Linked DNA regions of Mus musculus: all the other regions are linked to region 4. The links are chromatin loops, found by intact Hi-C in ENCODE. Cell type or tissue: gastrocnemius. All regions are shown on one strand. Each heading gives the region's core, and the rest is flanking DNA. Links, peaks and the distances in the headings are about the cores only.

Evidence for each region. A loop is a pair of places that touch in the nucleus more often than their neighbours do. Peaks named below come from ENCODE experiments on the same cell type or tissue, not always from the same donor. Only the 100,000 strongest peaks of a DNase experiment are listed, where the experiment ranks them.
Region 1: a loop joins it to region 4, with 2.2 times the contacts of the local background. A loop is called at or near these places in 13 of 42 quality-filtered maps.
Region 2: a loop joins it to region 4, with 4 times the contacts of the local background. A loop is called at or near these places in 28 of 42 quality-filtered maps.
Region 3: it touches region 4 in a loop (3-fold over the local background); 5 of 42 quality-filtered maps call a loop at or near these places.

What each region holds. Positions count from the first base shown.
Region 1 is chr16:11,033,383-11,038,709 of GRCm38, forward strand. It overlaps Gm10832 (a long non-coding RNA gene), which reads left to right. Exons shown (of 3, transcript XR_003951970.1): 2 at 2,455-2,723; 3 at 2,815-4,690. It also overlaps the pseudogene Gm3919. Among named protein-coding and RNA genes, the nearest start is that of Gm10832, 4.2 kb to the left of the region's middle. In gastrocnemius, for the core only: a CTCF peak has its summit at 2,872 (motif pointing right); a DNase peak (open chromatin) is centred at 2,877.
Region 2 is chr16:10,865,374-10,870,700 of GRCm38, forward strand. No RefSeq gene overlaps it. Among named protein-coding and RNA genes, the nearest start is that of Rmi2, 33 kb to the left of the region's middle. In gastrocnemius, for the core only: a CTCF peak has its summit at 2,728 (motif pointing left); DNase peaks (open chromatin) are centred at 1,929 and 2,729; H3K27ac peaks cover 913 bases.
Region 3 is chr16:10,764,855-10,770,181 of GRCm38, forward strand. No RefSeq gene overlaps it. Among named protein-coding and RNA genes, the nearest start is that of Socs1, 18 kb to the right of the region's middle. In gastrocnemius, for the core only: a CTCF peak has its summit at 2,494; a DNase peak (open chromatin) is centred at 2,517.
Region 4 is chr16:10,563,581-10,568,907 of GRCm38, forward strand. It overlaps Clec16a (C-type lectin domain family 16, member A), which reads left to right. Exons shown (of 23, transcript NM_001204229.1): 4 at 4,802-4,950. Among named protein-coding and RNA genes, the nearest start is that of Clec16a, 21 kb to the left of the region's middle. In gastrocnemius, for the core only: a CTCF peak has its summit at 2,103 (motif pointing right); a DNase peak (open chromatin) is centred at 2,102; H3K27ac peaks cover 1,029 bases.

The sequences.
Region 1 (5,327 bases), core at 1,498-3,997, 470 kb after region 4:
CACCTTACTCCAGGCTAACTGGCCTATAAGCTTCTGGTTTACTCTCCTGCCTCTGCCCATTCTCAGTGTAGGAATGCGGGGGATGAGTGGGCTGCGGGAGAGATTAAAGAGATATTTAATGCCAACCTCAGGTCTCCACATATACACATGTGCATGCACACACACACACACACACACACACACACACAGAGAGAGAGAGAGAGAGAGACAGAGACAGAGACAGAGAGACAGAGAAAGAGCCTGAGCCTAAATTGCAAAAGGTCCAAAATAGGCTTCAAGATGCCTTAGTCTGAGCTAGGTGTGGTGGCACAAGCCACAAGCCCTTGGAAGCAGAGGCAGGAGGGTCTCTGTGAGCTCAAGAACAGCCTGGTCTACATAGCTAGTTCCAGGACAGCCAGAGCTACATAGTGAGACCGACCCTGTCTACAAAAGAGCCAACAAATGGCTGCCTTAGCCTGGAAGACAGGTGCTCTTGGGTTTCAGGCCAGGATAAGGGACTGAGGTGTATATTTTGCATACCAAGACTGATCCAGCCTCCAGGTTCTCCCCGCAGTCCTGACCTAGTATACCCGCCCTCTACCCTAAACTTTCCAGCCCAGTGGCTGGGCTTCTCTCCCCCCAGAGGCTCCTCCCTGTATGGTCACTCCCTTCTCTCCCCATCTCTGCATTTTCTCTCTCTGCTGCCCATGCTCTTTCTCTCTCCCTCTGTCTCCTTCCCTCTGTCTCCCTCTCCATGGCAACTTCCCTGGCTTCATTCCTTCGGACCAGAGAACTCGACCAAGAGTGGTTTTCCAATAAACCTGCCTTCGTATGTACTCTAATTCAGCTTGAACTGGCTGGCTTGTTTCCCCAGCAGAGAAATAACTTCTCAGGTGCTGTAGGATGATGTCATCTTGTCCTCTGTTCAACACCTGCAGTACCAATAGAAGAAGAAGCCCACAAGGTGTATTTGGACCTTGGCCAATCTTTGTCACCTCCCTTGTCCTCTCCTTGTTTCCACAAGCTGAAAAAACTCAGGTTCCCCAACAGGAATGCTGACAGCTGAGGAAGGTCAGAGATACTGAGTCACCCCAGAGTGGCCCTTTCTCCTCTTCTCTCTAGGACCAAGACTCCTCCTCTGTAAAATGGGGATTGGGCTGATTCTAGTTTTTGTTTTTGTTTTTTGTTTTTTGTTTTTTCCCTTTAGACTCCTGTCCTGGTTACCCAGGGTTCTCCTATTGCCTAAGACTGCGGCACCCCCTGCTGGCCAGGAAACGCCTGGTGCTCTCTGATTTCCCTACAGGCGGTTTGGGGAAGGGCAGCTTGGCTGATCTATGGAGGTCAGCCTTTGGGATTTAGAGCTGGGCTCTGGGTATCCGTCAAGTTGGATTCCAGTCTTAGCCCCTCCACTTACTAAGAAGGGGGCCTCAAGTGTGCTGTGAAGCTGCTCAAAACCCAGACCAAGGCTTATCTGTAATATGCATAACTTCTGTGGTTTTTTTTAGAAAATATTTATTCCTTTTTATTTTATTTATATTCTTGTTTGCTTGCAAGTATGTCCATGTACTGTGTATGTTTCCTGTAACTGAAAGGATCAGAAGAAGATCCCAGATCCCGTAGGATTTGAATTACAGGGGTCTCTGAGCTGACCGTGGGTGCTAAGAACCCATTTGGGCAGTAAGTGCTCTTACTGTTGGGTCGTATCTCCAGCCCTCGTTTGTTTGTCTTGTTTTGTTTCGTTTTGTTCTTTTAGGATGAGGTCTTACTTTGTAGCTCTGGCTAGCCTGGAACTCGATGTGTAGACCAGGTTGGTCTTGAAGTCACTGAGATTCTCTTTGTTCCGATTCCCGTGTGCTGGGCCTAAAGTGTCTATCACCTAGTCTTGTCTGTCTGTCTTTCTTCCTTTCTTCCTTCCTTCCTTTCTTTCTTTCTTTCTTTCTTTCTTTCTTTCTTTCTTTCTTTCTTTCCTCTTTTTTGAGACAGACTCTGTTGTTCAGGTTGGCTGTGAGCCTTCAGCTACTATCTTTTCTCATATTCCCGAGTGTTGGAGATTACAGGCATGAGCCACCATGCCCAATATGCGTTTGTGTGTCCTGCGTCACTCCCGCTCCCACTTGTCATGTGTATGCACGTGTGCAAGGTACTGCAAATGTGGAGAGCGGTGGACAAAGGACGACTTGGTTCTCTCGTGGGAAATCAGTCCTCAGGCTGAGCTGCAAGCATCCTCACCTGCCATCTTGCTGACTCTCCATCCTCCTCCTCCCTTTTCCTTTTTCGTTTTGATAGAGGTTTAAAACCTCTGAGAAAGCAGGTCTCCACCTCGAGTGCCCAGCTCAGAAAACCCCCCATTAAAAAAAAAATCCCCTGAAATTTCCCAGTGCGAAACCAGAAAATCCCTCAATACTCACTTGGTCGGTCCTCTTCCCAGTGCAGCCAGGATTTCCAAATCCTAAATCATTTACACTTTTCTCTCAGAGGTCACTAATGAGAGTCCAAAGAGAATCACAGCAGCAGCCATCGAAACTCCTCTTGAACAGACCGAGGAACATCCCTGATCTCAGCAGGGAGCTGAGGCAGGAGGATCATGAGTCACAGATTTGGGCTCCCTGATGCCATCACCCCAGTCTCTGCCTATGTCATCACGTGGCCTTCTCCCCGGGTCGGAGGACCACAGACACTGGTGGGAAGCTTGATCCAGGATCTTCCATTTCTATTTGATCCCATTGGCAAGGCCCAATTTCCAAGTAAGGTCTTACCCGGGGGTTCTGGGCCTGCACTGTGTTGGAGGGACCCTCCTCCTTCAGTATTTCCTGAGACGCATTCGATCTCTTCCAGGGGACCATCCCTCATCCCTCCCATGAGGAAGAGATTCTCGGCCACTCCAGAGTCTTCCTCTAGAGGGCGCTCAGCCACCCTGGAAGTGCTCAGCTCCTTGAGGGGCACAGCCTCACCCAGACATCAAGCACTCACGCCTGCTACCGGACGGCAGGGATGGAGGCTCTAGGTCCAACTTTTGTGGTTGACAGAGGAATAAACGAAGACTCAAAGACAGACAGCGGCTTCCTGAGGTCACATGGGTGACTGAGAACCAGAGTTAGACCTGCACCCAGAACTCTTCTTCCCCCTGCTGTCTACAGGGAGCACCTTGTGGACAGACTTTTATTCTATAAAGAAACAGAATCATTACCCAACACCCTCCCTTGTTGTTATCCATAGCAAAATAAAAAGCTGCTCCCTCCAGAGAGGTGACAGCAGCACTGGAGCCCAGTGGAGGACTTGCTGGAAGGCCTTAGTTCTGGCTCTCAGAGTCAGCTGTCACCCTCTTCTTCAGACTCTCCCTCAGACTCACGTGCGACCTTGGGCAGGTCATCCTCCCGGTTCCCCGCTGGAATCTTCCCGACCTGGCATCCCACGTGAATTTGATGGTCACTTTGAATTCAGCCATCTCATTCCCAAACAGCTTCAGGACATGGGCCTGCTTTGTGGTCAGCACATCACCTACTTTGCGTACTTAATAGTCAGACAGCAGGGTCTCCACACCTTTCTTGAGGGCAGTGGGCAGCCCCAGCTGCCTCAGCTGTGGCTCCGTGGAATGAGGGAGCTGCTTCAGGGGCCCTGGATCCAGCGCAGTTAAAGTTGCCTTGTTCCCAGCTCTGTGTGAACCACTCATTCACCGCCTTCTTCCTGCGGGTGGTAAAAAGGAGCCCAGCTTCACCTCTCAACTCCCTGCTGACCTGATGTAGGTTGTCTGATGGCTTCGACCCAAGGCCACCATCATCACCTTGTGTTTGCTGTGCTTCCAGGCATTCCCATGTCCCTCAGCTTGCTCTTCCTCATGTTAGCCACAGAGAAGATGAAGAAAGAGGTGCTTGTAGGCACCCACACATTTCCAAAGTTGTTCTATCAGGTTCTGCTTCAGTTACAAGCCTTGGCAGTTTCTGTTAAGGAAACTTTCGTGTTTCGCTTGAATTTGGGCACTGTGCTAAAGGCATGTACCGCAACTGGACCTCTTGAGCCCTTCAGTCAGCGTCCTCATAGTTCTAGAGCACTATGGGAGGGACGGTCTACCCAACTGTCCATCCTCGGGCACATTATGCTACACACACACACACACACACACACACTCACACACTCAGCCCCACACCTAGTTACAATACCACCTCACTTAACCAACTTCCCTACCACTTAAGCCTACACACTCAGGGATGGAAAGAAATCACAGGCAGCCACTCTCCCACTGTGTTAACTTCCTGAAGCTGCACTAACAATTGACCACACTCTGGGGTTTGCATCATTTGTAGTCCTTGAGAGGCAGAAATCCACAGTGATTTGCTTGTGGATAAAAGCCTTTGGGAGGCTCTTCCGGCTTCCTGAGGCTTCAGCCTCCCTTGGCTCAAGGCTCCTTCATTAGGTCTCTTCTGTAACTCCTGCTATTGGCGCCTTCCCAATTCTTGCCTTATGGGAGTATCTCTGTGACTATGGTAGATTCCCTGGCTCCTTAACAACACCTGAAGTCCTTTTTGACGCACCCTGAGCACTGGATGGAGGACTTGGAAGTTCTCAGGGGCCATTATTCATGTCTGATTTTATGTGGGTTCTTTCTTTCTTTCTTTCTTTCTTTCTTCTTTCTTTCTTCCTTCCTTCCTTTCAGTTTAAAAATTTAACACTACTTGCTTATGTTTTTGTGTGGATTAAAAACATTAGTGATTAATTCTGAGTCACCAATAATGTATTAATATCAAATTAAGGAAAGAAACCAAAGCCCTCGCCTTGGGGGTCACTGAACCAAGAGTGAGCTTAGATGAGAACTTCCCATTTCAGTCTCCCTGTGTCTTCTGTCCTCTTGTCTGTCTGTTGTATGAGTCTGAATCTGTGCCTGCCTGAAGGCTGCCGTGTGACTGTGTCCCTGTGCGTCTGTCCCTAACAAAGGGCTTTGCTATGTTCTTACTGCACAACACAGAAAGCATCACATGGGGAAGGCGTGAGGGAGACTTTACAGAAACCTCAAGCAGAATTTTACAAGGGATCAAGTCACTGACTGCATCTGCCCCAGATAGCGAACAGTGTTACAAGCGTCTGTTTGTCAGGCGCTAGCTGTATGTGAGTTCAGCATTTACAATAGATGTTCATTTTATAACGTCACTTTTGACCTCTTTTTGCTCCTTTTGGCAAATGATTATTAGAACATTACTCTGAGTTCAGGAAGAACAGATTTTTTTTTTTAAGATTTATTTTATGCATGTGAGTACACTGTCGCTGTCTTCAGACACACCAGAAGAGGGCATCAGATCCCATTACATATGTTTGTGAGCCACCATGTGGTTGCTGGGAATTGAACTCAGGACCTT
Region 2 (5,327 bases), core at 1,728-4,227, 300 kb after region 4:
CCTGCTTTACCCTGGACCTGTGCAGCTGTCCTCCACTGAGCCTGCCAGGCCTGGGTGAGCTCCTCCAGGCTGGCAGCTTCTGTGCCACCTGGCAGTAGTAGCTCATCGTCTTCATTATTGTTGGTACCCAGAAGGCCAGCAGACATTCCTGCAGAGCAAGAGGGACCTGTTGGGAAAGCTCCCCCTCCTGACTCCCCAGGACGCCAGAGTTCTCAGAAGTTGGGGAGGGAAAAGATGATCTAAGGAGGACTGTGCCTTGCAGTGCCTTCTCCCACAGTCCCAGCCCACTGGGCCACTTAGGAAGCTTTCCAGAAGACCTCTTGTGGTCTACTTGCATGTTGGGAGACCTCATGAGAGCTGACTTCACTCTGTCCAGACTGTCTCCAGGGAAGAGAGCCAAGCTGGGTCAGAAACCCTGGGCCAGAAGCTGGCCCTGGAAGCAGGGGTGAGTGTCCAGCTTCTACTGGGTCATCTGTAATGGGACAGGAATGACCAGGACTGAGAAGGAGGCAGCTGTGTCACACTAGAAAAGAGGCCAGCAGTCATGGTGACCCCAGCAGGGAAGTGTCCAGTCAGCAAAGGCAGCCATTGAGATTATCTCCAGTTCTTGCCCACTGGCCCTTCCCCACCAGGAGGCCAACTGCAGTGCCGCTGAGAAGGGGCGTGTCACCTCATCCCTGAAGTCTGGCCCCGGCAGAGCTGGAAAAGGCCCTTGTGGGGAACATCAAGCCCCAACCCACCATGGTGCCACAGGCCTAGCATCAGACTGCAGAGGCCTGCTGGCACATCCCAGGAGATGGACACACCATCCTAGCTGCTCAGCTCAGCCCTGGACCCAGTGCTCAGCAGGAGATGGCTCTAGACCCCAGCAGCCCCAAGGCCAGGCAGTGTCATACATCTTGTAAGCCTGTGGACCACACACACGGGTGAGTCTGGAATCACTCCCAGCAACTAACCCTTAGGCAACATGTGGACAAGAGGCTCTGGGGAGTCCTCCCCACCCCCAGCCCAGCCCCCAACCCATGCACTAAGCTTTAGGGTACAGGTAAGCTTTAGGATACAGAACAAGGGTTGCGTGGTTCATTCAGCTCTACATGAAGGACGTGAACTCCGAGCTTGTGCGGCTCAGCATCAGAGAGGACATTTACTGAGAGGTCTTGGCTAGCAGGAAGCTGCCACAGCAGGGACCCAGGTCCCACATCTGCCCATCAAAGGTCACCATGGACCTGGCACTGGCTACCACAGCTCAATCTGAGAAGAGGACAGACCAGCTCGACGCTAAGTGTTAACCCAGAAACAAGTGTGCTTCCAAGTCTGGGGGCGCTCCCAAGACGCTGAGCTCGGGAATGTCGGCACACCATAAACCACCCTATGCCACGCCTGAAGCTCTGCCTCCTCTGTAGCAAGGGCTTGGGTTCAGATGGCATGCCTGCACAAGCCAGCCGTGGCATTCCCTCTACTTCACACGGGAGGAAACTGAGGATGAAGAAATTATATAGCAGCGCGAGCCAGAGGCGGCTTCCCCGGGGTCTTCTCAGAGGCACATCAGGGCCACAGGCTACAGACACCGCCGCCTCCTCCATAAGGCTCCATTAGCAGCCTTCCAGCTCCAACTGGAGCTCAGCCCTCTCTTTCTCCACCAAGGCCCCCTGGGAGAAGGCTGGCCTCAGAAGGAACCCCCAGATGTTGTGTATGCCTCCTTAGCCAGCCAGGACTTTATATTCCTGACAGAATCCTAGCAGGGTCAGTAGCCCCAGATGACCTCACCAAGCCCAGGAACTTGTGGGGCTGGGCTGCGATTCCACGGGACCTGACAGGCTTTCCTGTGCCTACTGGTCATGAAGCCCTATAGGATCCCACAGGCAGAGGACCGGGAAGTGGGCAGGACTTACCCTTGAAAAGGCTTCTCAGCAGGCGATGCTGGAACCCATAGAACCTGGCTAGCACTTTAGGCTCATACAACCTGTGGAGTGGCCACAGGAATTTCTCCTCCACCAGGTAACTGACCACCTGGGCTGCGTGCAGGGGCCCATCCCCCACAGGCAGGAGTGGCAAGCCTTACGGTCACGGAGTGGTTCCTGAAATGGACACAGAGGAGATGGACACAGAGATGGGTCCCCCAGCAAGTCGAGATGGCTCACTGAGCCTCTCTTTCCCTGAAGGACAGTGATGTCACAGGCTGGAAAGGAATCACAGATGCTGTCCCCCTAGAGAGGGCTCCCCTCTCTCTGCAGAAGTGTCCTTATAAGATAATCCAAAGTCCTGCAATAGGGCCACAGCTGCCTGTGCACCCTGCTCCAGGGGCCAGTGGGGTAATGGGGATGGGCGTAGACACTGAGGGAGGCAAGCCAGGGTACCTGTCAGAGGTTTACAGGCACAGTAAGATGATGCTGAGTGGGCCAGAACAGGAGCCCAGACAAAGGGGGATTGTCAGAGATTTCTCCAGGCTAGGGAGAGACTCTAGAACTTTCTCAGGCTGTGGAACCTGAGGTTGGAAAGAGTGAGAAAAATCTGGGGGTGAGGCACTGAGAACGGCCACTCAGTGCCATCTGCTGAAGCCCTCGGTCTACACAGACCCTGCTAGGTTTCTAGCTGTTTCTTCACTCGTTTTCCTTTGAGGTATGTCCCAAGTTTACAGGTGGGGAAACTGAGGCAGAGTAGGAATTCAACCAAGAGTTAGGGTCAAGTTTCCCACACCCAAGAGGCACCATGCTGCCACCTGCTGGGCAAGAAGGGAACTGTAGGCGCTCTTGCCGGCTCCTACCTGTGAGGCCTTCGCTGCCCACGTCTCCATGGTTAATCCCTTCTCATCTAACAGCACAGAACAGCATGAGAAAAGTCCTGTGGTTCAGGCCGCTACAGTTCTGCTTACACTGCACTGTTTAGCCACGCACAGAAGCCCCTGTGGTTTGCCCCTTGTCTATAGAGGGGCCTCTGTCCTTCCGGCTGTTGAGGCCAAATACTTTGAAATCACCTCTCACTCCTCTTTTACCACCGCCATCCAGGTGAGTCCTGATCCTCTCCAGGCTGACCTAAAAGCACATCTGGATTCTGACTGCCTCTCATCCCTTCCACACTGAGTTTGCTCCAGCAACCCCAGCCAGCCCTATACTCTGTGCAGGGACACTGGGATGGGCCTTAGCTGCCAACTTCCAGGCAACCTGAACAGCCAGGCCCCTCACCATGGGGGCCAGTGGGAATACACAGAGATCCACCTTCCCCTGGGCCAAACCCCTTGTATGCGCCCATCTCCAAGCAGAAGCCAAGGCCTTAAACCACCTGGAACGTGCTCAAATCCTGCTGGCTTCCTTACTACTTTTCAGACCGGTACCACGGCTCTGCAACCTCCCAAACCCTGCTCTCCACCAGTGTGTGCCTACCCAGAGCTGCATACTCAAAATTCACCACCTCTGGGCTGGCAAGAAGGCTCAGTGGTTAAGGCACTTGCCACGCAAGCACAAGATCAGATACTGAGAACCACACATAAATGTGAGGCGAGCATGACAGAACTTGTGATTTCATTCTCAGAAGGCAGATGGATCCCCAGAACAAGCTGCCTGGCAAGACTAGCCCTATCAGTGAACTCTGGGATTGATTGAGAGAGCCTGCCTCAACAAGTAAGGCCATTATTCTCTATCAGCTTCAGGCATCCACATACGAGTGCATACACATGCGGGCCCACATACGTGCAGGCCCAAAGAACCGTACTTTAAAAAGGGGAGCCCTCTTGTGCTTCTCAGCCAAGCTTTACCCTCACCCATGTGTCTTTCTGCAGCAGTGTGCCACCTAATACATATAGGTCAGGGACTGGCCTCCTGCCCATTAGACCACATCCAGCCTGCTAGCCAAGGATGCCTTTCCCCATAGCTAAGTGTTTTGCAAAACTAACTAGAATGTGAACAGTGCTTGCGCAGAGCCTAAGCCTCAGTTTCCCACCTGTCAAATGAGAACCTCCTGTGTGGCAATGCTGCCCTACAGTACAGACAGACTCAGTCCTGTCATGTAGCAGGAACACAGGACTCGCGAGTAAGTCTCAGCACACTTACACGGCTGCATAAGAGGATGTGCTCAGCAAGGGTTTGCTCAGGACCCAGGAGGCCTGAGTCTCAGCCCAGGACACTGTACGGTGGATGACCTTGGGGAGTAGGGAGGGCAGAGACAGCTGTCAGAGGCACCTTCACTGAGCTCAGCCCCACCCCACCTTATCATACACACCCCTTCCCAGCTCCAGGGTTCATCTGGGTGGGCCTTAGCCTCGACTCCCAGACAACCTGAACAGCCAGGCCTGTAGCCACTGCCTGGCCTCCTCAGCCCGAGGCCATGGCATCGCCTCCAGATAGGCCTCCTTCAGCATGGCTGGAGGCTCTGCAACAGGTATTCCCCTGACACCTCAGTGATCCTACAGCACAAGCCAGGAAGGCCAGCCATGCCTAACATCTGAGCCCTAGAGGACACAGAGTCTGTGCTCTGGAGTAAGGAGTGGGGTAGCAATAAGTTAGCGGCACTAGGACTGCTGACCTGGTTACCTGGGATTGACAGGAGGGCCAGCTACCCCCTACTATACAAATGTGCATCCTCCACTAAGCTGGAACCTGTGTGGTATGACAGCCCTGGTAGAACCCTGTGTGTCTCCTTAGGGCTTTTCCAGTTGATGCTTCCCACGGGCATCACAAAACAATCCCCGGGGAAGTGGCTGGCATTCAGTGTGACACAGTGGAGCGCTGCATGTAGGGTTTTGGAGCTTCAGCCCAGCATCTTTCCCTATTGTCAACCCCACTCTGTACCCTTGTGCTGCTGTGAGTCACAGCCATGAGAATATCTGTGTGACCCTGGCCAGTAAGAATCCCCGGGGCTGTAAGAGTGGTTCTTAGCTGTGAGGAGGCTAGGTTCTCAGCTTGCTCAGGGCAGGGCTGTCTGCTGACCAGGCTGAAAGCCTTGCTGGAGCCCACAGACAGACACCCAGTGCCAGCCGTGGAATCTTCACAGCAAGGCTGTGTATGTGAGTGGAGTCAGGCAGTGGATGGATGAAGCCTGGACAGCAGGCATAGGTGGGTATTAACTTGGAGCCTACAAGAATGAAGAAAGCATGCCAAAGGCCAGAGGTCACAAGTGTCTAAGAAATAAGCTGTGGGCATCTACAGAGAGGAGACTGCTTTTCTGAGTGAGATAGGGCTGTGAGATGCAGTCTGAAGGCCCAAGGCTGCTGGGGCTGGGACTGGGACTGCACTGGTGCCCTCTCCTATACTCATGGTCCAGCTCAGCTGCAGCTGCTCCAGGTAGAGAAGGAGGTGGCAAGTCAGCACGTGCCTGGCCTGGCCTGGCCTCTG
Region 3 (5,327 bases), core at 1,333-3,832, 200 kb after region 4:
AATTCAGATCCCCAGAAACCGTGCCAGTGTGGTATTATTATGACCTACCCTTGGAGACCCATCTCTCACCACGTGCTTTGATTGATTGATTGAATAGGATCTCACCTCAACTCATAATCCTCCTCCCTTGGCTTTCTGGGTCCTACGATTACAGGCAGTAGGTCTGGCTAGCCATATTCTTTTGCCTCCACAGACGTGGGAGAGAATGAAGAGACAGTGATGGCTGGTCAGCTGGAGGCTGTGTCCCTCCCCAGACCTGGGTTGCCTGTCCCTGTCTGCTGTGACCAGCAAGCATCAAGAATCAAGTGATTATTGATATGTCCTTGTTCTCACACCTGCAGATGTTGTTTCCTTTCCCATCTCTAGCAGAGAGCATGGCTATTCTAGACACTGCCTTGAAGGCACAGCCAAGCACTCCTTAACACTTCCTGGGCTTACAGGTGGGTCCACAGCCCCCCCCCCCCGAGATTGAGTGGGCTTTCACAGGCTATTTTTCACTGCCATGACAGCATACCTAACAAGAGTGACTTAGAGAGGGCAAGGATCATTTGGGCGCACAGTTTGGGGCACAGTTCATTGTGTCAGGAAGGCAGCTGGTCACATAGCATCCATAAGGGACAGAGTGATGCGAATACTGATCCTCACTTTCTTAGATTGATATAGTTCAGGGCTCCAGTTCATGGGAGTGTTGCCCATGCCCAGGGTCATCTTTCCTGCTCAGTTAAACCTCCCTTGAAACATCCTTAGGTATGCTTCCAAAGTGATCCTCAGTCCAGTTGGGTTAGTGGTTAAGGCGACCAATTCAACCACAAGAATATCGCAGCAGTGACCCCATGTGACCTCTGAGGCTGCCTTGGTTTTAAATCGTGTGTTTGTATATGTGTTGGGGGCAAGGGAGAGGAGGGGGCCATGGGTTTTCTTTTTATTATATGGGTTCTGGCGACTCAATTCAGGGCATCATGTTTGATAAAGACCGTCTTTACTTCTGAGGCATCTCACCCCTCCTCTGCCTTGTATTTTAGAACAGATAGCCCAACCTGAGCTACCAGGTGTGAGGTGACTCCCTCAGGTTGCCACACTCAAAGGACGTCCAAGACATAGGAGGAGGCCTCAGGTTAGCAGAGACGTCCTCTCATAATACCAGCCAAGATATCAGCCATAGAATGAAGAGCCCTCCAGACCCTTGAGAGCCACCCCTAACTGAGACCTGCGATCTCACGGAGCAGAATCAAATTATAGGAGGCTGCAGCAGAGGACAGGGTAATTTTTCATTGACATCAGGCACCTTAGCTCATTCCATCCTTCAAAGATCCTCAGCACAGATATTGTCAGCCATGTGCTTTCTTTGTTTGTTTGTTGTTTGTTTGTTTGTTTGTTTGTTGAGGCCCGGTCTTCCTCTGTAGTCCAGGTTGTTCTCAAACTCAAAATTCTCTTACCTCAGTCCCTCGAGTGCTGGGATTATACATGGGCACACTATAATCACAAAGGAGATTAAAGCTCAGAGAGGTTCAGAAACTTGCCCAGTACTCCCCAGATAATTTGGCTTCAGACTTCTGAGAAGTGCCTGGCTATGTCAGCCTCAGTTGTAGGAATTTCTGAGAGCCTGGGTTCTCTGAAATGTTTGACCATCCAGTGGAAAGAAGATAGCATTTTCAACAAATGGTGCTGGCTCAACTGGCAGTTATCATGGAGAAGAATGTGAATTGATCCATTCCTATCTCCTTGTACAAAGCTCAAGTCTAAGTGGATCAAGGAACTTCACATAAAACCAGAGACACTGAAGCTTATAGAGGAGAAAGTGGGGAATAATCTCGAAGATATGGGCACAGGGGAAAAATTCCTAAATAGAACAGCAATGGCTTGTGCTGTAAGATCGAGAATCGACAAGTGGGACCTCATAAAATTGCAAAGCTTCTGTAAGACAAAGGACACTGTCAATAAGACAAAAAGGCCACCAACAGATTTGGAGAACCGATTTCTTTTTCTTTCTTTCTTTTTTTTTTTTTTAATTGGACGTAGTACTACTGGCAGATCCAGCAATATCTCTCCTGGGCATATACCCAGAAGATGTTCCAACTGGTAATAAGGACACATACTCCACTATGTTCATAGCAGCCCTATTTATAATAACCAGAAGCTGGAAAGAACCCAGATGTCCCTCAACAGAGGAATGGATACAGAAAATGTGGTACGTTTACACAATGGAGTACTACTCAGCTATTAAAAACAATGAATTTATGAAATTCTTAGGCAAATGGATGTATCTGGAGGATATCATCCTGAGTGAGGTAACCCAATCACAAAAGAAGTCACTTGATATCCACTCACTGATAAGTGGATGTTAGCTCAGAAACCTAGAATACCCAAGATACAATTTCCAAAACACAAGAAAATCAAGAAGAAGGAAGACCAACTCGTGGAGAACCGATTTCTAAGCAGAGTTCTGTCACAGCACTTCCTACTGGCTGGTCTCCCCTGCTGGTGAGAGATGGTATTGCAACTCAACTCTAGTAGACAAGAGCAGAGATCTTGCACAGCTGGAGCTGGAGAAAGTTCAACCAAGAGGTTTTGTTGCACCAGGCTTAGCCCCAGGAGACAGGTGAGCTGAGTTTGAGTTCCTGTCCTGACACATGTCAGTCAGGGTCCACTGAATAGGAGAGAAACCCCTGCGGGCGTCTCAGTAGAGGACAAGATTATAGGATTGAGGAGGTCATCAGACTGGAGAATGAAGAGAGCCGAGCCAGCCCCACCCTGAGCTCAAGCAAAGGTAGAGAAAAGCCGGAGCACAAGGGCCAGGCTACCCAACAGGTACAGGAAGAGCAGTGGAAGTTTTGCCACTAGATCTGGTATTAAGAAAGATACACCTAACGCTCAAGAAATGTGGGGCCCTCAGAGTGGGGAGTTCTGATGGGATGGAGGGTATGCATGGGAAAATCTTGGAGATTGGGGTAAGAGATGTGGGATGTGGAACAGTTGGCGGGTGGACCTACAGGGATATAAGGTCTAGATTGTTAAAAAAAAAAAAAAAAAGATTAAACAATAAAGAAATGAAAAAAGAAAATTATTTTTTAAAAAGGGACAACAGAAAAAAAAAAAGAAAAAAGAAAGGTCCCCAGTTGCTGCTAAGTTGCCACCTGAAACACAAAAGGAGAGAAACCCCACTTTTTCTACCCCAGGTGTTTTACCATGCTTCCTTCACCTCAAACTTATGACAATCCCTCTCCACCCCACCCCACCCCACCCCCGTCCCTCCTGGGTTTACACAGGTGATTTGTCACTATGCAAAGAACCCATGGCAGCTTCCAATATAAGGACTAGGCTGTGAGGAGCTGCACCCCAGAGGATGCAGTTCTCTGCTTGTTTGGTATCAGTAACTGGCTGAAGACTCACCTTCCTCAAACATGAGGAAGGCTGAGTAGGTGATAGCTCAAGGCCAGCCTGAGCTGCAGATAGGTCTTGGAGATGGGCCATAGCTCGGTGGTACAGTCTTTGCCTGGCATGCGCAAAGCCCTAGGTTCAGTTCTCAGCACCGCATAAGCCAGGTGTGGCAGGTGGTGCACACCTTGATCTCAGCACTTAGAGGGTGGAGGCAGGAGGACCCTGGTACCAACCAGAGTGTAGGGAAATGGAGGAGTCATTCCAGAGTAGAGGAAATGAGGCTAGGTAAAAATTTCAGCATAAATGAACTCTGAAAGCTAGGCTGTAAGAGGCTGAATTGCTAAATGCCACTGAACTGTGGTGGGGTTTGTTAGATTTATAGCCGAAAGGCTTGAAGTGTGGCTCAGTAGCAGGGATCTTGCCAGGCATGTGAGAGGCCCCAGCAGCATCAAAAATGAAAGAGGAGAGTAAGAAAAAGAAGACAGAGGAGGAAAAGAGGGAGGAGTGGGGAGCAGAGGTGAGGAAGAAACTGATGGCAAAATCAAAACTCAGAGTGCCCTCAATGCACCCAAGTGGGGGGCCCCATTTCCTGGGTAGCACAGGTGAGAGAGCCAGGGTCCACAGTGGTCCAGAGTAGCAGTGTCCTGTCCGAATTGGTGCAGCCTGCGGCTGGGCTGCGAGCCACAGCCCACAGTGGCAGGCAGAGTTCCTGGAAAGCAAGCGGGTGGAGTTCCTCCTAGAGATCAGAGCAGCTTGGGCAAGATCCCCTGGTCAAGGTCTCCACCCTGGCAGAGGTAACACCCCCCTGGGGGAGGAGTGGGACGTGTGTCCGCCCTGTAGGTTTGGTACAGCCTGTCCTGTGAGCTTCCGGTGGCTTCTCTGTTACTCTACCCTGGATGAGTTAGTTGGTCTTAAGTTCCCGAAGGCATGGATGGAGGGGGGGGCGGTGTTGTGAGGCCACCTGAGTGGAAAGATTGGCACTGTTTACAAAATCAACCTCTCCTTGGAAACTTCTTTTTTTTTTTTAATTAACACAGGCCAATAAAAGTTAAGACACAAGAGAGCAGAAGGATGCTCACATCTGGTAGGGACCCCTGCCACCACCTCCTCCACCTCCTTCTCCTCCCCCACCCTCTGCTTCCTTTTCCTCTCTTTATCCCTTCTCCCCTTTGCTTTCTTTCTTCCCCCCTTCTCTTTTCCTCCCCGTTTGTCTCCCTTCCCACCTTCTGCCTTCTACATACATTTATTAAACACCAGCTGTATGCCAGGCACTTCTCTGAGCCCTAAAGACACAGCATGCAATACGTATATATAAGGCCCTGCTTATATTCTGAAGGGTTGTCCATGTCTGCTCCTGTAAGGGGTACCACTGTGATGCCGTGGAGGCCAGCTTCTTGTGGTCCAGGGTGTTTCATGGGCTTCTGTGAATGGGCAGCCTGCCTACCCATCTTATCACTAGAGATGCCTGTTCCTTAGGCAACCCTCCCCCTGTAGTATTGCCTCCACCAAGGCTGCCTTGGCAGAGGACTCTCCCATGGGTTCCCTTCCCTGGGGAATAGGCAGCACCCGCCTCCTGGTCTGCAGAGTTCTCTCTCCCTGCCACCTCCCCCTACTGCCACCCACAGCTATTCTGGGCCCCAGGTCCCTTTCACTTTCTGCTTAGCTCTTCCTGCTCAGCAGTTCCTCACCCTCCCCTGCTCCTCCAGCCCCCTCCCTGCTGGCCCCAGGTTCTGTCTGTGCCTCTTTTGCTGCTGGCTCCAGTTTCTGTTAGAAACTGCACGGGAAGGTAGCTTGTAGTGAGACCTGGGTTTGAATTCCCCTCTGTGCCTTCCTGGCATGGGGCTTTGACCCACCTTGGAGCTTCAAATCCTTGCATGCACCACTTAGTGGGGCTATGGGCGCTGGGAGCTCCTCTGCAGTTTCCCTGAGACACTCCAGGATTTATATCT
Region 4 (5,327 bases), core at 991-3,490:
TATATCTATAATCCATGTGAGTGTCTAATGCCTGCTGAGGGTATTGGATACCCTGGAACTAGAATTAAAGATGATTATGAGCCATCATGTGGGTTCTGGGAATCCAACCCAGGTCCTCTCAAAGAGCAGCTGGTGCTCTTAACCACCAAGTCATCTCTTAAGCTCTGAGAAACTAGGTCATTTAAAGAAATGAGCTTTATTTTGGCTTAAGATTTAGAAGGCCAAGAAGTTCAAAATTAGGTATCCATGCCTTGTGAGAACCTTCTGCTGCTTCAACTCACAGTCAAAAAGGCTGTGTAAAAGAAACCATATATTTGCTCAGTAAGCGCATGGTAACCTGATTTCTTTTAATCTGTGAGCTTTACAGAGCAGGTAATCCCCATTGCAATGCTTCAAGTGTTTCTTTAAAATTTGTGTTGCATTTACCTCTTTGCGTGCTTCTCTGCATGTGAGTGTGTGCACACGGCCACACTGCAGAGTGCACGTGGCAGTGGAAGAGATGTGAGTGTGTGCACACGGCCACACTGCAGAGTGCACGTGGCAGTGGAAGAGATGTGAGTGTGTGCACACGGCCACACTGCAGAGTGCACGTGGCAGTGGAAGAGATGTGAGTGTGTGCGCACGGCCACACTGCAGAGTGCACGTGACAGTGGAAGAGATGTGAGTGTGTGCGCACGGCCACACTGCAGAGTGCACGTGACAGTGGAAGAGATGTGAGTGTGTGCGCACGGCCACACTGCAGAGTGCACGTGGCAGTGGAAGAGATGTGAGTGTGTGCGCACGGCCACACTGCAGAGTGCACGTGACAGTGGAAGAGATGTGAGTGTGTGCGCACGGCCACACTGCAGAGTGCACGTGACAGTGGAAGAGATGTGAGTGTGTGCGCACGGCCACACTGCAGAGTGCACGTGGCAGTGGAAGAGATGTGAGTGTGTGCACACGGCCACACTGCAGAGTGCACGTGACAGTGGAAGAGAGGTAACCGTTCTCCTTTTGTCGGTGGAGTTCGGCATTGGTGGCAAGAGCCTTTACTTTCTGAGCTCTCTTGTCAGCTTGCAGGAACTTGCTCTTAAGGTAACTAACTCGTCAAGGGCCAGGAGAGGAGAAATTCACAGTGAGAAAGATATTAACCCACTCATGACAGCTTCACTCCATCACCTAAATACCACTCATAAGCCTTACTTCCTAACGTGGCCTCATTTCAGGAATAGAGGTTAGGACTCATGAAACCTGGGGCCACATTAGACCTTAGCTACCTTCTCACAGTACCTGGCCCCGCCTGTGAGAGAATGAAGTCAGAGAGCTCAACCTCTGGTCTCTCTGACTCCATGGGGCACTAATTCTGTCAGGGGTGGAGCCTGACCCTGCAAACTCATTTAATCGTAATTACCCTGTCATCACATGTAGTCACACTGGAAACGACATGTGCAGCTTTTGACTATGTTGAGGGTAGTTCAGTGTGGTAGGGTTCCATGAAGGACTCCTGCTGATTGACTTGCCATCCCCTCAGCATGGTTCAATTTCAAAGATCTAATGACTGAGGAGTACATAGGCCAGCACTTCTAAGAGCAATGGAGAAGGCAGAGAGGTCTTAGGGGTGCCTCTGCTTCAGTTTTGTTGCCCAGCAAGCAAGAATTTAACTCAGTTCAACCCTCAGCCCCATTTATTCTTCTGAGAGGCAGGGGCTACGGAGGCTCTTGTTATAACTCCAAGAAAGTTTGAGTCATGGACCCAAAGTAACCAGTACAGCACATTCAGAGTAGAGGAGAGATTTTAGCACAGGAGAATACACTCAGTGGTCCTCAGTGTGGTGCTGGCATTTTCTGGAGCTGCTCTTAGTTGTCATAGTCCATCCGAGTAGAGGGAGGCTGCAATCCCCAGGGCAGACCTTCAGCAGAGCATTACCAGACCCTTATCTATGCTGGGACTGAGCCAGCCTAATTTCATTCTGTGCTAGTTACTTACTCCAAATGCAGCACAGTGCAGGTCCTGCTCTTGAAAGCAAGAGAAAAAACGGTGGAGCGCCCAGAGCAAAGGCAGGTACTGACTTCTTGGGGCAAATCAAGTTGCTGGGTGGTGGTGACCTTAGCAGTGGCCACTAGGTGGTGCTGTAGCCACAGAGCCCTCCTCCTCCTCCCCCTGACCACAGATGGTGCTAATTCACATCTCCCTGTGTGGTTTCCCTTGTTATCAGCTTCTGTTTCGCTGGATCTGGAATAAGTGTGGTTTCTGAGCTCAGAGGGGAAGATCCAGCTCTGAGGTGCAGGCTCAGGAATGTTCTGAGGCCATTGGGACAATTCCAAAGTCTTGACCTTTAATATGGGGTCTTTGGAGTTTTATCTTGGTGACCCTTTTGAAATCCATTTAGGGCTAGGATTAACAGTACGTCCTTTGAAAGTTTTAGCTTCTTGGTGAAGTACCTTGAAGATCTGATGTAAATCCTTTGAGGTGGCCTCTGCTGTGCAGCTGACATGTACATCACCTTTCAGAACTTCCTGTCTGAGGATTTCAGACCTCTAGGTCGGAGCCATTAGCTGTCATCACGGGTCACCAATCTGTAATGGAGAACTTAGCTGCCTCACAGGGCTCTTGTGACCTTTATTCCAGTCTCCCCACTTCTCCAGACATGGCTCCTGATGACCCTCTCTGCCCTCTGCATTGGTGCTATTTCAGATTCGATACAAAAGTGATCCGACATGTGCATGGCTCTAAAAGGAAGTGGGAGCAGTGTGGGAGCTGCCTGCAAAGCCCAGCAGACACACACCTTTGGCTTTCAGGACAGTTTATTAAAAGTAGCTTTTGAGGCAGTGTTCTCTTTGTAGTGTAGTTTGGCCTCAAACTCTCAGTCTTCCTGCCTCAGCTTCCAAAGTGCTGGGATTAAAGGCATGGGCCACAACACCCAGCTCTGCTTCAGTCTCTGAGTGCCACCATCACAGTATATGTATGCCATATGCCCTGCTGCTTTTATTTTTACTTTTTAGTTTTAGTGGGGGAGTCATTGTAAAACAGCATAACATAGTCACAGAAGTGCAGTCAGGTGCCTGTAGCCTCCCACCCTGCACCCAGCCATGCAGGCCGTCCTACTCACTCTGCTGTTCCTGCATGTGACTCGCCCTGATCTATATTGTTATTAAATGAACCTGACTGTGGGCATCTAGGTGCTTTCCAGGTTCTCACTATTACGCTATTACAGGGAGGCATTGCACAGATGCTACTGTTGCCTCTTTGTTTGGTGACCTAAGTAACAGAGGCCCAAGAGACTGAGATTACTTACTGACTCCCAGGTTTATTATAACAGAATACCACAGAATGTCAGCCACAGTGAGGGGGTAGTAGAAAAATCCCAGCCACACAGTGGGCCCCTTTACTGATCCCTAACCCCCCACAGAACCTTGTAGAGGACTTAAAAAAGCCCCTGTGAGGAGCAGATGAACCTTGTGGCTGTCTCAGGTGTAGAATGTAGCCAGACTTTCTTCACACACCTTAAGCTGCTAGCTTTTGTGCCATTTGTGGCCCAGAAGCAACTGGCCTATAAATACAGAACTTACTGAGATGTCCTAATTTCCTCCTCCTGTTCCCATTGCCAGATCACAAGTGTTCCAGTTGTCAGAAGCACCTAAGTATTATGTTACATGGTAAATCACAGGTGGATAAGTAAGTTGGGGACAGTTTTAACAGCAAAGAGGGGGAGGTAGTGTGGCTATGACAACATTCAGACGCAGTGATGAGAGAGACCAGACACTGACAGCCTCATCCTGTTTCTATGACAACACTCAGATGCAGTGATGAGTGCGAGGCCAGACACTGATACCCTCATCCTGTCTGGCTCCTCTGTGTAAGGTTCACAAGCAGGTGCACAAGTCTATAGAGATGGGGTTGGAGTGGTTCCCTGCCTTGAGAGAAGATGCTGACAGGGCAGGGGTATGAACAAGCTTCCGAAGGAACTGCAGATACACCGGGCCTTAACTGAGTGGGGCCTGCACAGCATACATCTGTATCTATGTCCCATAAGCAGACACCTGAGGCTCACATGCTTGAGTGTTAAATGTGTGTGTGCAGGAGCTTGAGGTTCTATACAGTGCCATTTCCACATATAGCAAGCTTACCTGGAGCACTTGTGACCATGACTTACTTAACAATGTATTCAAGATTTTTAGGGCCCCACCCACTCTCCTGGCCTCTCTTGGAGCTGGCCCCAAGAGCTGCCTCAGGTATCAGAGACACGAGGGCAGTCTGGCTGCATTATCTTTCACCATGATGATCTCTAGGGTTGGTTTAGCTGATCTTGCTGGCTAGGTTCGTTCACTATCTTGGGTGTATTCCTTCATAAGGTATATGCTCTGTTGACATTGCCAACCTCCCCGACAGAGGTCAGAGGTGTGAGTAGTGCTGTTCCCCTTAGAACCAGGTTAGTGTTGGGTAGTTAGGACCTGAGGTGGTTAACCTGATGCTAGACACATGGTGGGGATAAAGGGACTCTTATGAGATTGTCAGTAGATAGAGATTAGAGACACATGCAGCCCTTTCTGGCATTCTGGCATGGTAATGTCTTCTGATGGCCATGTGGGCTAGCAGTGAACAGAAAACATGCTTGAGTCTGTCTCTTTGGGTTCACAAAGGAGGCCACAGGCTTCTCCCTGGAAGGGCTGGTGGGCCTGCGTAGTGTGTGGTTTCTTAGACAGGTAAAGGTTAAGCCGCTCTTTGTTGCTCACTGGTTGAGTTGTGCTTGTTACTCGGCGGCCTGTGCTGGCATTTCCTCCAGCCCGAGCTCACCGGTTGCACTTTGTGTTCTCTCTCCTAGATTATTTGCTGTCTAATAACTATGTAAACTCGATCATTGTCCATAAATTTGACTTTTCCGACGAGGAGATCATGGCGTATTACATATCGTTCCTGAAAACGCTTTCATTAAAGCTCAACAACCACACTGTCCATTTCTTTTACAATGAGGTGAGTGGCGCCCAGCAAGTGTATGTGTCAAGCTAGTCCAAGCGTGGAGGCCTTTGCTCTACAAAGCACTTTCCTAAGCACAGACTTTGGCATACTTAAATAAAATTTTTTGTTTTAAAATATGTGGTGTGTGTGTGTGTGTGTGTGTGTGTGTGCGTGTGCGTGCACAGGGGCATGTGTTCAAGTGTGTACATGTGTGTTCTGGGTTTGTGGGGCCAAGCAAGGGCTATAAAATTCCTACTTTGTCCCTCTCTGGTTTGTTCTTTTGGATCTCTTCCTGGACCAGGAGCTTGTTTGCATTTTGCAGGTAGGCTGGCAGCCAGCAAACCTCGTTTGCCTCCATGGTGGGGTTAGAGGCATGCCAGGCCAGGCCAGGC